2 separate regions of the Homo sapiens genome follow, and region 2 is linked to region 1. A link is an interaction called in ENCODE POLR2A ChIA-PET data of the cell type or tissue named here. Cell type or tissue: PC-9. All regions are shown on one strand.

Region 1 (8,000 bases):
AAAGGTGAAACCCATGTCTTCTGCTGTCTATTTACTGTATTCACATTCAACCATCAGACCTTGATTTCGTTTTTCTTCCTGATCATTCTGTATCCCAGCTAATGAGATCAATCACATCTATGCCAGTTTGTCACTTAAATCAACATGTAGGGCCAGGAGCGGTGGCTCACGCCTATAATCCCAGCACTTAGGAGGCCAAGGTGGGTGGATCACCTGAGGTCAAGAGTTTGAGACCATCCTGGCCAACATGGCAAAACCCCCGTTTCTACTAAAAATACAAAAATTAGCCGTGTGTGGTGGCACATGCCTGTAGTCCCAGCTACTCAGGAGGCTGAGGCAGGAGAATTGCTTGAACCCAGGAAACGGAGGTTGCAGTGAGCCAAGATTGTGCCACAGCACTCCAGCCTGGGTGACAGAGCGAGACGCAAGTCTCAAAAAAAAAATCAACATGTAGGAATGTTTTAGGTCTCTCTCTTGCCCTTACATATTAGTCTCCCAGAATTACTAATTCTGCCTCTTTAACTTTGCTTAATCTGTCCCTTCTCCTCTATCGTAAGGCTCCCATCCTTACCCGCCTAGACTATTACAGAACACTCCAAACTACAGTCTTTCAGTTTTCTTCCTCACCTACTCTGCTGTCCTTAATTCAATCCATACCAGTGTACTTGTCCCTATATTCCATATTGTTTCACCCATCTATTCTTGCGTATGAATTTTCCTCTGTCTGAAAGACCTTCTTTTCTGATCTCTTATTATCTGGCAGATGCCCTTGCAGTTTTGAAGTTCCAACTCAAAAACCTTGGTTTCATACTTTTCTTGAGTCTCAACTCAAATATTTCCTTCTCTGTAAATCCTTTCCTGACACACCTAACTAGGTCACCCGCCAACCCATTTTGTCTCACCTTTGTATCCTAGAGGATACAAAGATACTTTAATCTGTATCGTATTTGTGTGTCTGTCTCAATTCCACTGGATTGTAAGATCCTTGAGGTCAGGAACTTTGTCTTAGATATATTGCCAGTGCCTTGGCACAGTAATTGATACCAGGTGTTCAAAATCTTGTTGAATGAAATATATTCCTAATAAATTTTAGTAATGAGAGCCTCCTAGTCCCACACTTAGACTATTTCAAACATAATTCCAACAAGCTGTCAAATCTAGTTTCCCTTACCATAGCATATGAGAAGCCAACACTTTAAAAAGTGGTGATGGTAGATTGGCAGCTTGACAGCATGAGGTTATGGAAGAACTAAAAAACAGTTACAACTAAAATTTTGTCTTTCTGGAACAATTTGTTATAGAGGTTACAGTTTACATCGATTATAACTGCATCATAATATAAAGATAACCATGAGTATTAATTTAAAGACCTTATGTTCAGTATGTTATTTCATGAAGGAACTCTAAATATTTTTATTCAAAATTAATAGAATTTCAGCAAATTATGTTATATAAACTCCTTTTTTAAAGATAAACTATAATAAGCATTTAATATGCTTCATTCAGTTTATGTTCTCTTCCCTTTTTTAAATTAAATTTTCTAAATACGTTAAACTTTCTAGGAGCAGTAAAAAAAAAATGCTGAAAGGCATCGTAAAGAGTACTATGGATAATACCTTCCTTAAAAATTCTAGGTGGCTAATGTGCTTTTCTATTATGATACATTGGAATTTTAGTTATAGCTTCCTTCCTTTTTTTCTTTTTTTTTTTTTTTGAGATGGAGTCTCACACTGTCACCCAGGCTGGAGTGCAGTGGCACAATCTTGGCTTGCTGCAACCTCCACCTCCCAGGTTCAAGCGATTCTCATGCCTCAGCCTCCCAAGTAGCTGGGATTACAGGCACCTGCCTCCATACCCGGCTTTTTTTTTTTTTTTTTTTTTTTTTTTTAGTAGAGACGGGGTTTCACTGTGTTGGCCAGGCTGGTCTCTAAGTTTTGACCTTGTGATCTGCTCACCTTGGTCTCCCAAAGTGCTAGGATTACAGGCATGAGCCACTGTGCCTGGCCGCCTTTTTTTCTTTTTGTGTAATTTAACACATTTCTTATGTACAGGTTGAGTATCCCTAATCCAAAAATCTAAAATCTGAAAAACCCCAGAATCTGAAACACTCAAAGGAAGTGCTCATTGGAGCATTTTGGATTTCAGATTTTCTAATTATGTGTGCTCAACTACTAAGCGTAATGCAAATGTTACAGAATTTTTAAAAATCTGAAATCTGAAACACTTCTGACTCCAAGCATTTTGGATACAACCTGTATTTGTAATTGCTCTACAAAGACCTCAGTGAAGGAAGTGGATGGACTCAAATAGGTGTCATAAAAGACTAAGTCACTGGGCAAGTCTAGCAAGTCTTGCTGATCATTCCAATTTGTACTGGATTGTATTCGTTCTTTCTGAGAAAATAGAAGTATGGTACTATAGTTCATTTATAGATTCATCATTTCCATAGCACTATATGCTAAAAGTGAAAATCAGCCCAAAAAACTTCGATGTGGTATTAATTTGGAAGTTACATTCATTGCACTGTATATTAAAAAAAAATTTTTAGTGAGTGTTTGGCGAGGCACAGTGGCTCACGCCTGTAATCCCAGCTCTTTGGGAGGCCAAGGCGGGCAGATCACCGGAGGTCAGGAGTTTGAGGCCAGCCTGGGCAACATGGTGAAACCCTGTCTCTACTAAAAATACAGAAATTAGCTGGGCATGGTGGCAGGCACCTGTAATCCCAGCTACTCGGGAGGCTGAGGCAGGAGAATCACTTGAACCTGGGAAGCGGAGGTTGCAGTGGGCCGAGATTGCGCCATTGCACTCCAGCCTGGGGGACAAGAGCAAGATGTCTTAAAAAAACAAAACAAAACAAAACAAAAACAGTGTTTGTTCTGTATGAATCAATCATTGACACGATGTATATGTATACTATTTCAATATTAGTTGTTTTTAAATATATATTTAGAGACAGGGTCTCTCTGTTTCCCAGGCTGGTCTTGAACACCTGGCCTCAAATGATCTTCCTGCCTCAGCTTCTCAAAGTGCTGGTATTACAGGCATGAGCCACCATGCCCAGCCTCAGTATTAGTTTGTGCACAGGAATTTTCAGTAGAATACTTTATACAAGTATATAATTTTACTTCTTTTTTGTTGTTGACCTCCCTCCCCAGCTTCCCAGGAATTTTTTACTTCTTAAAGCTTGGGTTGTGCTGGAGGAATATTTTCAGTTACTACTTTGGAAAATATTAAACAGTTCCCAGGCCTTCCTGAGTTTGTTTCAGTTTAAGTTTGAGGAAGCTGCAGTTAGTAAATTGTGGTTGGCAGATGCTGTAAGCAGGTGACTCAGTAGGTTAAACTCATGATGACTCAACTGTGTAAAAGTCATGCCAATAAATAGCTTGAAAGAAAAACTGCCTTCCAGACTTTTGAACTGCCATAAAAAGTTCAAAACTATTATTAAAAGTATCACAAAGAATATTAACATGTGGCTTTAGAAGAAAACACATTTTTCTTCAAGTGGTTTTATAATGTTTTCTTAATTTATCTGATTTTTTTACTCTGGTTATTCTGAGAGGAGCGGACCTTATACCAATGACACTTAGCAAATTGTAGTTAAAATGCAGGAATATTACAGGTCTGGATCAAGTTTATTCAAGGGAATATTGTTATGAAAGATAGGTTTCAGTTGGGTGATCAACCAAGAAACCCTATTAGTAGTTATTTTTAATTAATAAAAAAGCTAGTTAATAGCTGTTAATGTAATATTGCTGTAACCGAATAGATAAAGCAAGATACACAGTTGTTTGTTGTGATTTGATGTAATAGGACATGTATATTAAGATAGTATATCCAATTCCAAAATTACTCTTGAGGATTTTCATAAATTATATAATCTATTTATGATATCCATTTCTAGTCTTGGAATACCATATTCTTCTAACCTGGTTTTAATTTAGCTACGTCATTTTCTGTTTTTAAAAATAACAATAAAATGATTGGATAAATTGGGTCATCTTCCTTTTTATGTGACCATATTCCTAATAATGTAGGTAAGTTATTGAAAACCTAGCAGAGAGCATGCAAAATTTTGATTATGCAAGCGCATGGATGGGGAAAAGGGTATGTGGGAAGTGCTTTGACATTAGACAGACCTTTGCTGATTTGCCTTCTAGCTGTGTGATTTTGGAGAAATTACCTAATAATATCAAAATAGCAGAGGTATTGTTAGGATTAAATGAGGTTAATCTTTGTGAAAGTGCTTCTCTTGTGACAATTTAAAAAATCTTTTAATTTACAGTGGCAAGTAAATATGCTTAACTGTTAAATAGATAAATAATCTTTCTGAATAATAGGGAATTGACTGAATTTTGGTTTTGTGTTCATGCTGATTTTCTTTCTTTCTTTCTTTTTTTGAGACCAAGTTTTGTTCTTGCTGCCCAGGCTGGAGTGCAATGGCACAACCTCGGCTCACTGCAACCTCTGCCTCGCGGGTTCAAGCAGTTCTCCTGCCTCATCCTCCCTGATAGCTGGGATTACAGGCGCTTGCCACCACACCCAGCTAATTTTTTGTATTTTTAGGAGCGATGGGGTTTCACTGTGTTGGCCAGGCTGGTCTCGAACTCGTGACCTCAGGCGATCCACCTGCCTCAGCCTTCCAAAGTGCTGGGATTACAGGCATGAGCCACCGTGCCCGGCTGATTTTCTTAAATTGCTATTTATATTGGCAAAATACTTATAGAATAAGGCATTTAGTCTTCTAGCACAGTATCTGAAACGCTGCATCAAGTTTTTAAAATAAATACAAAATTTATTTTACCTGGTGCTTTCTAAGTTACAAGTCTGTTTCTTAAATGTGTATGTTGTATTACTGTTTTTTTCCTAGAACATTAATCATCAGATACATACTATGTGATATGTTTCTGTATACCACATCTGTTAAGTAAAGAAAATGTATGCCCTCTAGCTAAGTTAAATTTGAATTTTATGACTTAGTTCATAAAAAATGTATTACAGAATTAAATTTTTATTTTTATGACTAGCAAAGGTTTTATAAGAATTTCATTTGAGTAATACCTGGTACAATCAATGTCGTACTAATAGAATAGCATTGTTATTTTTTATTTTATTATTATTATTTTAAATAGAGACAGGGTCTCACTATGTTTCCTAGGTTAGTCTTGAACTCCTGACCTCAAGTGATCCTCCCGCCTTGGCCTCCCAAAGTGCTAGGATTACAAGCGTGAACCACCATGCCCAGCTTAATATTGCATTAAATAACTCGTTCTTTTTATAGGCCTTTAACGATATTTTTAGCAAATCTAAAAATTTAAGTATTAACATATTAAAAGGTTTTTTTTTATAGGATAGGGAAGGTTTTTGTTTTTGGTGTTTTTTTTTTTTTTTTTTTTTTTTTTTTAAGAGGAGGTTTCTCTCTGTTGATGAGGCTGGAGTGCAGTGGTGCGATCGTGGCTCACTGCAGCCTCTACCTCCCATGCTCAAGCAATCCTCCCACTTCAGCCTCTCAAGTAGCTGGGACTACAGGCATGCACCATAACACCTGCCTAATTTTTGTATTTCTTGTAGAAACAGGGTCTCGCCATGTTGCCCAGGCTGGTCTCAAACTCTGGGCTCAGCGTTTCACCTGCCTCAGCCTCCCAAAGTGCTGTGATTACATTTTGTTTGTTTTCAAGAGACTCTAAACAAGAGTCTGTCATGTTACCCATGCTAGACTTCTCGTAACTCTGGATCTCAAGTGATTAAGTCCACCTTTTAATGTGAGTATTTAAAAGAATGCAAAGAGTATTTTCATTTTACTCTGTTATCATTACCAACAAAATTTCTAAATTAGCTAGGTTTCTATGGAGTATGCTTATCATATTTAACTGTCAGATTATATTGCATTTTTTGTTGAAACTTTGTAACAAAGGAAATTAGTATTACTGTGAATAAATTGTTGGCATCAGTCTTTTTCATCTTAAATGTTTCTTTTTCTCATTATAAAAGCAAAACATGGTCATTGCAAAATAAAAAACTTCCAGAAAAATACATAAAAGCATAGCAAAGTAGATTATTCATAACTCAGCTAAAGAAATTACTGGTAATATCTGTTATATATCCTGGTGGTGGTGTGTGTGTGTGTGTGTGTGTGTGTGCACGCGCGTGTGTGGATATATATATATATATAATATGTATATATGGAGATACATATATATATAAAATCTTTCTAGTTGGAAAAGTAAAAGGAATGTTTTTATGGTTCTGTTTGTGATCATTTGAGCCAAGATAAAATATTTTTAAGGCTGTATCCCATTGCTTAAGTAGATTTCATTTGGGGGATATTTTAATTCCAGGACATAAATTCTGACGAATATAATGAAAACAATTATATTAAAATACCCTTGTATTTGTCATTAATTCTGTTTTGTTTGCCTGGTGTGTTTTAATGTGATTATAATTTGAGATTTGTTTTTTTGGGTGTTGTTAGACATGAAGTTTAAAATTTTTTTTTAAGTCTAATTTTATCAGTGCTAATGTTACAGACAGTGCTTTTCTAAGAGTTAAAATGACTATACTCTTTTATCCTTAGGGAAATATGCTTAAGAAGTAAATCAGGTTATTAATATGCTGTGAAGAGTTTGAAAACAGTGGTGCTCAGTTGAGCATATTTTAGACTATGCAGGTTAATTGGACACATTTTTAACTATAAAGGATTAACTAAAATTGTGGCAACCTTTTCAGCCTTGAGATTCCATTAAATTGTAGTGTGTTTGCTTGTTTGTTTTTGTATTGATAATTTTTGTGAAAGCCTTCAGGTCAGAGTCACTTTTCTAGATCAGAATGTCAAAATTAACTGAGAGAGAATAACTTAAAATATTCAGTGGAATTAGACAGCATTGTAGTTTTCTTTTTCACTTTAAATGAAGTTTGCAGTAACATTTGAGTTCCCAAGAATTGTGGTTTGCTAAAAATTTGAACAGAGGAAAAATTTAAAAGTAAACAGAAAATGAACTTTGAAATTAATTTAATGGTGAATTTATATATACCAAATAATGAAAATGACACAGGAATGTTATTTCATGTAATCATATTTTAATTTGAAAAATCATGAGTCCATAGAAACATCATAGAACTTTGTACATAAAATGTTAAAATCTTGAGACTTTAAAATTCAGAACCCTTTTACCATTTCATAATTTCTCATGACATATACTTCTCTTAAACTTTATCATTTCCTCCTTAGTAATTAATGATATAAGTAGTTGCAAGCAATGCCAAATGGATGTTCCAAGGAGAGATCCCTGAAATATCTGGATATATAACAGTGGGTTGCTTATAGCAACAGCAAACTTCTAGGTAGATTTCTTAGGACTATGGAATTTTTTTCCTTCATAACAGTTAATATTCTTGGATCAAGCTGCAGGTTTTAGCTATACTCATTCTCTCTGAAATGAATTATTAACCAGTATCAGTTTTACATTTTTCATTTCTTTTCATAGATAAAAGTAAATTATGTTGTCATTGTAAAGGACCAGATGCAGTTTTAAAAAATTTTTAACATTCATGGGCTTAATAAAATTTCTTTTCTGAAACTTTTAAACAATTTTAAAAGATCAGTGGTTTTTTAATCAGGACAACTTTGAAAAGATGAACGTGTTCCAGAAAGGGGATGACTTCACATTATAGTAATATATTGAGAAGATGATTGTTAAGACTATGACAAAAAAAAAACTTTAGAAGAAGCAGTATGAAAATAAGCCCTTAAGGGTAAAGGAGACCGGGTGCTGTGGCTCACGCCTGTAATTCCAACACTTTGGGAGGCCGAGGCAGGTGGATCACATGAGGTCAGGAATTCAAGACCAGCCTGGCCAACATGGTGAAACCTCATCTCTACTAAAAATACAAAAAATTAGCTGGGCATGGTGGCAGTGCCTGTAATCCCAGCTACTCAGGAGGCTGAGGCAGGAGAATTGCTTGAACCCAGGAGACGGAGGCTGCAGTGAGCTGTGATCACACCA
Region 2 (8,000 bases), 200 kb before region 1:
GGGTGATAGAAGTGTCATTTCTTCTATGAGGCAACCCTTGGTGGACTTCTAGATAACTTCAGGGTATGGTCTGGTCACCAAAAAGACCAGACCTTGAATAGAAGCTTGGAACACTCTCATCTCCATGACCTAACCTCTGGGGAGTGGGGAGTGACTGGAGATAGAGTAAATTACCAGTGGCATATGTAACCAAACCTCTATAAAAGGTTTGCATATGTAACCAGACCTCTATAAAAACCTGTCAAAAGGCTGGGAGCAGTGGCTCACGCCTGTAATCCCAGTACTTTGGGAGGCCAAGTTGGGTGGGTGCCTTTGAGCTCAGGAGTTTGAGACCAGCCTGGGCAACATAGCAAAACCCTGTTTCTACAACCATTACAAAAATTAGCGGGGTGCGGTGGCTCACACCTGTAGTCCCAGCTACTCGGGAGGCTGAGGCTGGAGAATCACTTGACTCAGGAAGAAGAGGTTGCAGTGAGCCAAGATGCTGCCACTGCATCCCAGCGTGGGTGACAGAGTCAGACCCTGTGTCAAAAGAAGAAAAAGCAAAACAAAACAAAAAAAACAAAACCCTGTAAATGATGGGATTTGGAGAGCTGAGAGGGTGACACCCTGAGAGAGGGTGTGGAAGCTGGAAGCTCCCTTACTTCCTACCTCACCCCATGCATTTCTTCTGTTTGGTGGTTCTTGGGTTGTATCCTTTATAATAATAATCTAGTAAGAAAATGCTTTCCTGAGTTCTGTGAGTTATTGCACCAAATTACCTAACTGGAGGAGGGGGCCTGGGAGCCCCCAATTATTGCTGGTCAGTTGATCAATCAGAGGATTGGGGAACCCCATGCTTGTGACTGGTGTATGAAGTAATGGCAGTCTTGTGAGACTTAAATCTGTGGAGTCTGATGCTAACTCTGGGTAGTGTCAGAATTGAATTGTAGGGCACCTAGTTGATGTCAGAGAGTCGGAGAAGTGGTATTGGAAAAGACATCATGTATTTGGTGTTAGGAGGAAAAAAAACTCAATACTTAAGGATTGGATTATGTAGTAATAAGTGCTGTAGATATTAAGAGAAGGAACAATATGAAAATGTGGCATTGTTATACTTTCTATGACAGGAAGGCTTAATGGAGAAGCTGGATTATATAAAGGATGGGTAAGAGTTGTGTTTGATGAAGAGACTGTATTCCAGAGAGGAGAATAATGTGAATATTTGCTTGGAGGCAAGAAATGTATGGCATGGAAACAGAAACACTTGCCACATTTTTATGCCATCTTGAAAACTTTCTCTTCGTTTTCTGGTTGGTTACATTTTGAATTATAATGCATTTATTTTATGCACATTAAATACATAACATTCTGCTGCATTGCTAGAAGTTACAGATGATATAATGACCTAAGTCTCTTCTTTTTAGAAGTTTATAAGTTTAATCGTTCTTGAGTCAAATCTGAAACAAATATGAATACACATACTTTCTTCATATATATTCAACATTGTCTTAATGTATTTTGTGTGTGCGTGTCATATACTTTAAACTGCATTGTAAGTTCTCTGGTATCCTAGATTTATTAAGAATAACTGATTTCAAATTGATATATACCCAGGTTTAAAAATTGTTGGCGTTTTTTCTCCCTGGCAGTCTAGGACATCCTACTCTGGGCTTGTTCACTATACTCTTTACCCTGTAATGGCAAAACTCAACTCTTGATTAGATCAGTCTTCCTGAATCTTTGGACAGTATTTTTGGTTGCTTGTCTGTACATCATTTTACCAGGTCTAATTTTCTTGCTGAAGATCTCACCAGTTACCTCAACCAGTCATCAGTATGTACATTTAATACCTTAGATGTGTAGTCCACAGAACAGTGCTTTACAAATAACAGGTGCTATATAAATATTCTTGAATATTTAAATGTCTAGTACATGTTATTCACTTGGGTCTCCCATGCTTCAAAAACACCTAACGCTGTTAACATTGAGAAGAGGATTGAGAGGAGCAGAATACAAAGGTATTTATTAAGGTGATTATAATAGCCGTAGAATAACAGGCCAGAGAACTGAAAGTGATTGAATAATGAGAATAAAAACAAAGGAAGAGGGTTGAGTGTGGCAGTACAAAGGGATCAAAGTCAGGGTTTTTTTCACTCCCACCATATGTTGGAGTTAACCCTTTAAGTCAGCAGCTGATTATGATGTGATTTTGTTGAAAACTGGGTGATGCTTGGAAAAGGAAAACTGAGAAGAGGGCGTTAAGTAAAGTTGAGGAACTCAAAATGAGATAATTTTGAGAAGGACTTATGATCTAATGCAGGAGGAAGGGAGGAGTGATTGGTATTAGTTCCCATTAATATAGTACTTCCTGTGTGCTACGTATTGTCTTAATCTTGAGCACTTTATATGTATTAGCTTACTTCGTCCCCATGGAAACTTTGTAAGTTCATTACTACTATTATTTCCATTTTATAGGTCTGGAAACTGAGGAATAAAGAGACTAGAAGAATTTCTCCAGCTCATGCATATTATAACTGATAACTAGTATTTGAACCCAGGTCCTATGACTCCAGAGTCCACTTTCTTTTGTGTTATACTAGGTCCCAGTAATAGAATCCAAGGACACCTTTAGGAGTTACAGAATTAAGTGACTGTCAAGATTCAGTCTAAACCGTGTAAAAAAGGGAGAGTCTTCTAAATAAATGGATTAAAGAGAGCTTTCAGTTCTTTTGTATATGCAATACTGTTTTACACACGGCCTTTTTCTGTTTGTGCCTTTTTCCTACAATCCCTTTGCCTTTACACCTACTCTGTGCCTGGTTAATTCCTACTGTCCTTTTAAAGCACAGTTCTTCCAGGAAGTTTTCCCTGACCTCAAGCACTTTTCCTCCTACTTGTTTGTGTTAGTGACTTCATAGTAGGTTGTCTTCATAACTGTTAACTTGTATGATTTAACCTCTCTGAACCATGGCTTTTTTGATCTATAAGATAGGTACTATTTTACCTAAAAGGGTTGTTATATGAATTGAGTGAAATTGTATGAAGCAGTTACCACAGTGCCGTTTTATGTTTCTTTTACTAAACCTGGTTGTGCACACTTAGTGTTAGGGAGACTTCAGTAGACAGTACAGTAATAAAGGTCAGTAACCTCAAGGCTCAGTCTTCAAGGAAGATATTTTGAATTAAAATATCCAGCAACAGTCTGGTGGTTCTCTTCCTTCTGAGACTCAGTTGTCTCCTGGGGTTCTAAGAGGTAGATCATAGAAACTTTTTATAAAGGCTACCATTATTTGGTGGATGCTCAGAGAATGTGTTTGAATTTTGTTGATTAGAAACTTCTGAATGAAAAACAATGTAATTAGAATCATTTGAGGTATTATAAAGGCAGATGTGAATGTCTGGATGTTTACTGAAATTGCAGAATTTTCTTATTGATTTGAGTAATACTTCCTTAATCGACTCTCCTTCGTGTGCTCGCACGCTTGCGCTCTCTCTCTCTCTCTCTCTCTCTATATATATATATTTTTTTTTTTTTTCTTTTGAGACAGAGTGTTGCTCTTGTCACCCAAGCTGGAGTGCAGTGGTGCAGTCTTGGCTCACTGCAACCTCCATCTCCCAGGTTCAAGCGATTCTCCTGCCTCAGCCTCCTGAGTAGCTGAGATTAAAGTCGCCTGCCACCATGCTTAGCTAATTTTTGTATTTTTAGTGGAGATGGGGTTTCACTATGTTGGTCAGGCTGATCTCAAACTCTTCACCTCAGGTGATCCGCCCACCTTGGCCTCCCAAAGTGGGCAATAGTTACTGAAAAAATATCCATCAGTAATCCTGGTTAGTTTTCTGTAATGTGCCTATGTTTCTCAGTGTCTTTACACTGTCTGTAGATTAAGGTTGCTTTCATATCTCACTGTCACCTTAGGCATCATTGTATCTCATTCCCTTGCTGCATACGCACTGTTCTCTAATTGGTAGGTATTGTCATCCTTGTAGCTGATAGAGAAATAAGTTCCTAGTTAACTTTGTTATGTCAAATTACTTAAAAAAATAAACTGTAGACTAGAAGGACTGCAGTATATATGTCAGTGAAGTGACTTCATGACATATAAGTGACTTTTTTATGATCTACATGTTGTTTTTATATATGATAGTATTAGAGAATTATACGGTCTGTTTTTCAATTATTTACCTAAATAAAATAATTTGAGGTGACTTTTGTTAAGGATAACTATGAATAAGATTGATAAAATAGAAATAAGGCCTTAAAAACCATCCGTGTAAACTGAGGTGGTTCAATAGAAATATCCTCCTCAACTTAAATGTATGAACAAATGGTAAGTGTTTAATTCTGAAATTTGTTACTTGTGTGGAGTTGTTGAGAGTCAGGGATATATTTGGTAAGTAATGAAATAAATAAATTTTTAAGAGATTGTTTTTCCTGGCTGAGTTTAAAAAGAACGCATTTCTCTTTAAGTAATATTAAATGTTGTAATTAATAGTGATGTTTATAATAGTTTTGTGGTTTGCGTGGAGGTTCTTCATGTGGCTGTTAAAAAATAATAATTCTCAGTGAAAGCCAGGAACAGAACATTACACAATAACTTACTGTTGTTTCTACAGAGAAGAAAGCTACTGAGGTCTAAAAATACAGCTTTATAAAATGATAGAATTTTGAGTATGTACTAATGGGCATTAATACTTTATCCTGTGGTATTTGAAGACCGTTTTCACACAAGCATCTTCAAATATCAGTGTTATTTAGTCTTTGACAGGTGTTGGATAGCAGTTAAAGATTGAAGTATGAGGGGGCAATCCTAGATTTATCCATTCAGCAGATACTTATTGCATGCCTTGTACATATCAGGCACTGGGAATAAAGTTGTGAAAGGAAGTGGATCAAATTGCTGCCCTTATGGAAATCAGTTTATGGAAGGAGAGACAAAAGATAAGAAGATAAATGAGTATGATGAATGGTATGTAAGATAAAGTACCAGGAAAGAAAATAAAAGCATGAATGTTGAGGGGGCGGAGGTGACATTTTAGATAAGGGAGCCAGAGAATGCCTCTCCGAGTAGGTGACTTTTGAGTGAAGACCTGAAGGAAACAAGGAAGCTAGTCACGTAGATGTCTGGAGTAAGTACCAGGCCTAAGGAAGAGCAAAATACACAGCCCCTGAGATTGGGAATGAGCCTAGCGTATTTGAGGAGCAGTGAATGTGGTATGGTCAGAGAGCAGTGAAAAGTGGGAGAGGAGAAGGAAAAGATCAGAAGGGGAACAGGATGGCAGGGGATAGTTTGTGAAGGACCTTATAGAACATTTTAAGGATTAAGCTTTCATTCTGGATGAGATGGGAAGGCATGAACGAGGTGGTTTTAAAAGGATCCCTCTACTTTCTTTGTTGATAGTAGACTCTTGGGGTGTGGGGTGAGGCAGATGCAGGGAGAGCGGTTAGGAGGCAATTGTAACGATTCTGTGGTAGCATTAGATCATGGTGATAGCAATGGTAGAGGTGGTGAAAAATGCTCAGATTCATATTTATTTCCAACACAGAATTGATAAGAGTGGGTTGCTGAATTGCATCTGATGTGAGAGACAGGGTTTAAGATGGGTTCTAAGGTTTTGGCTCCTGCAAAACATAGAGTTACCATTTTTTTTCAGATGAGAATTGACTGGAGGAGCAGACATTTTGGAGAGTGGTGGTGATAGCGGTAATAATACTGGGGATTGGGAATCTGTCTTTTAGATGTGTTAAATTTGAGATGCTTATTTAGACAGGCAGTTACTTAAAGTATCATGTTTGTTAGTTAAAGGGAGAGGTCTAGGCTGGAGAATCTGGGAGTAGTCAGTATATAAATGGCATTTAAAGCTATCAGACTGAATGAGTTGATGTAGAGAGTGAATATAGAACATACCTAAGTGTTAAACCCTGGAGCAGTTTTTAAAGATTAGATATATGAGAAAGAAGGGACAGGGAGGTATGAAATCCAGAAGTGATGTTCAGAAAGCTTAGTGGAAAAAGTGTTTCGAAGAGGAGGGATTACTGGTTGTGTCAAATGCTGCTTAGTGAAGTAAGATAAAGGCTGAGAATCTACAATTCAGTTTTAGCTAATGAGTCATTGGTAACCTTGATCAGCAGTTTCAGTGTAATAGTGGGAACAAAAGCCTGATAAAGTGAGTTTACTAGAGAACTGGAGGTAGTAGATTGGAGACAGAGATTATTGACAAGGCATTTGGGAAAAAGAGAAATGGAGCAGAGCTTTAGGAGGAAGATAAGATTTTGTAAAATGGAAGACAATATACCATATTTGTATGTTGATGAAAACAATTCAGAGATAGGATTAAGTTGATGATGCAACTAAGGAGGAATTACTAGAACCCTGTCTTTAGGTAGTAGTAGAATTGGCCTTAGATAGTACCATAAACTTAATCCCTAGTAATAGAAGAGAAGAAAGAGATACTGTATTTGAGAATAGCTGTAGGTAGCTAGGTAGTGAGAGAGAGGTAAGAGCTTGTGGAAATCTGATTGCTTCTGCTTTTTAGTGAAATAGCAGCTGATAGGATTTGAGAAGAGAAGTTATGAAATAGTCATCTAGGGGAGTAAAGATTGAATGAAATAAGGAAATTATGTACAGCAAGGACTGACTTGACATTGGTCATGATTTTTTAACTGACATCGTTAATCTTTGATGAATTCATCATTCATTTCCCTACAGTCACTCATCTCCAGCTATGTTCAGCTGATTGATTAGATACAGAAACAAAGTAGGTGGAGAGTTGGATTTAATGATGATTGGGGTTTGGCTGGAAAACTAAGATGCATTCAGAGATGGGCAAATGAATTACTCTAATGATAGACCTAGGATTTTACATTTGGTGAGCAAAAAAGTGAGAAAATGAGAGATGAATAGCAATGAAATGGTGTTGAGATCAGTGAATCTTAGGTCCAGGGGAACTTGAATGTGAAAAAGAAAAATAGGAGGTAGTGGCATGAGAGAGAGAAAGATGCTTGAAATCGAGATTTTTGAGGGATTGCTGTTTGGGGCCATGATAAGGGTCTAAGATAGGATTTCTTATGTCTGAAAGGATAATCCATAGGTTTATATTGCCTGAGTAAAGTTAAAGATCCTCTGGTCTAGAGTATGCCATGGTAAGTCAGTGGTTGAGATAAGGTTGAGGACAAAATCATTAAAGAAGAGGAAATCAAAGAAATGAGAAATGGAACAATTAAAACAGTCATCACTGTGGATACTGAAATCACCAGAAATGATTATTGGACAGAAACTAGGACAGAAATAATATTGAATGGCATGATGAATAACATTTTAGGGTACGCATGAGTGTGGTGGATGACTGGTTGATGGTAGTAGGTTAGTATAATGTGCTGTTCAGATTTCAAGGTACTGATTTTTAGAGATGAGAGGATAGAAGTCTGAAAATCATGGTAGAGGAAACAGCTACACCACCATACAAGAGAGCTAGTAAGTAGCTTCAAAGGAGATTTTAAGAGTGATTTTAACTTGGGGAATTTAAGAGCTGGAGTCATTGTTTACTTCACTGTGGCACCTTTGAAACTGTTACATTAACATAAGGTAATTGAAGAATTGTTATTCCTCTTGTATTCAACTGAATATTTATGGTTAGCTTACAGAAATTTGCAGTTGTGAAACAGAACAGAAACTTGTGTTGAATTCGGCTACTACTTAAATATGCATTTTTAATACTCTTTAACACCTCCTCCCTCCTCATATAATCTCTCAAGGCCTGTGATTACATATTGCATATTGAAGTCACTTCTTTTTTCTCTTTCATAGATATTAATGCCTTCCAATGCACTGTTGTTGATAGAATATAAAACTATGAGGTAAAAATATCTCAGGGTTTTGCCTTTCTTTGAATATAGAATCTAACCTTTCCACCATATTGGGTATTTATTTAGAGAGGGTACTCAAGTATTTTGCCACACTCTTTTTTAGTTTGTTTGTTTGAGACAGCGTCTTGCTCTGTTTCCCAGGTTGGAGTGCAGT

The links. ChIA-PET counts read pairs that join two places held together with the same protein. Peaks named below come from ENCODE experiments on the same cell type or tissue, not always from the same donor. Only the 100,000 strongest peaks of a DNase experiment are listed, where the experiment ranks them.
Region 2: POLR2A ChIA-PET joins it to region 1 with 10 read pairs; 6 of 35 experiments call an interaction of 5 or more read pairs at or near these places.

What each region holds. Positions count from the first base shown.
Region 1 is chr10:63,231,895-63,239,894 of GRCh38, reverse strand. The region is part of intron 3 of JMJD1C (jumonji domain containing 1C); the gene reads left to right. Among named protein-coding and RNA genes, the nearest start is that of NRBF2, 100 kb to the right of the region's middle. In PC-9, no CTCF peak of the experiment used is centred here; DNase peaks (open chromatin) are centred at 2,264 and 3,294; H3K4me3 peaks cover 656 bases; H3K27ac peaks cover 4,920 bases.
Region 2 is chr10:63,435,859-63,443,858 of GRCh38, reverse strand. The region is part of intron 1 of JMJD1C (jumonji domain containing 1C); the gene reads left to right. Among named protein-coding and RNA genes, the nearest start is that of JMJD1C-AS2, 9.3 kb to the right of the region's middle. In PC-9, no CTCF peak of the experiment used is centred here; no DNase peak of the experiment used is centred here.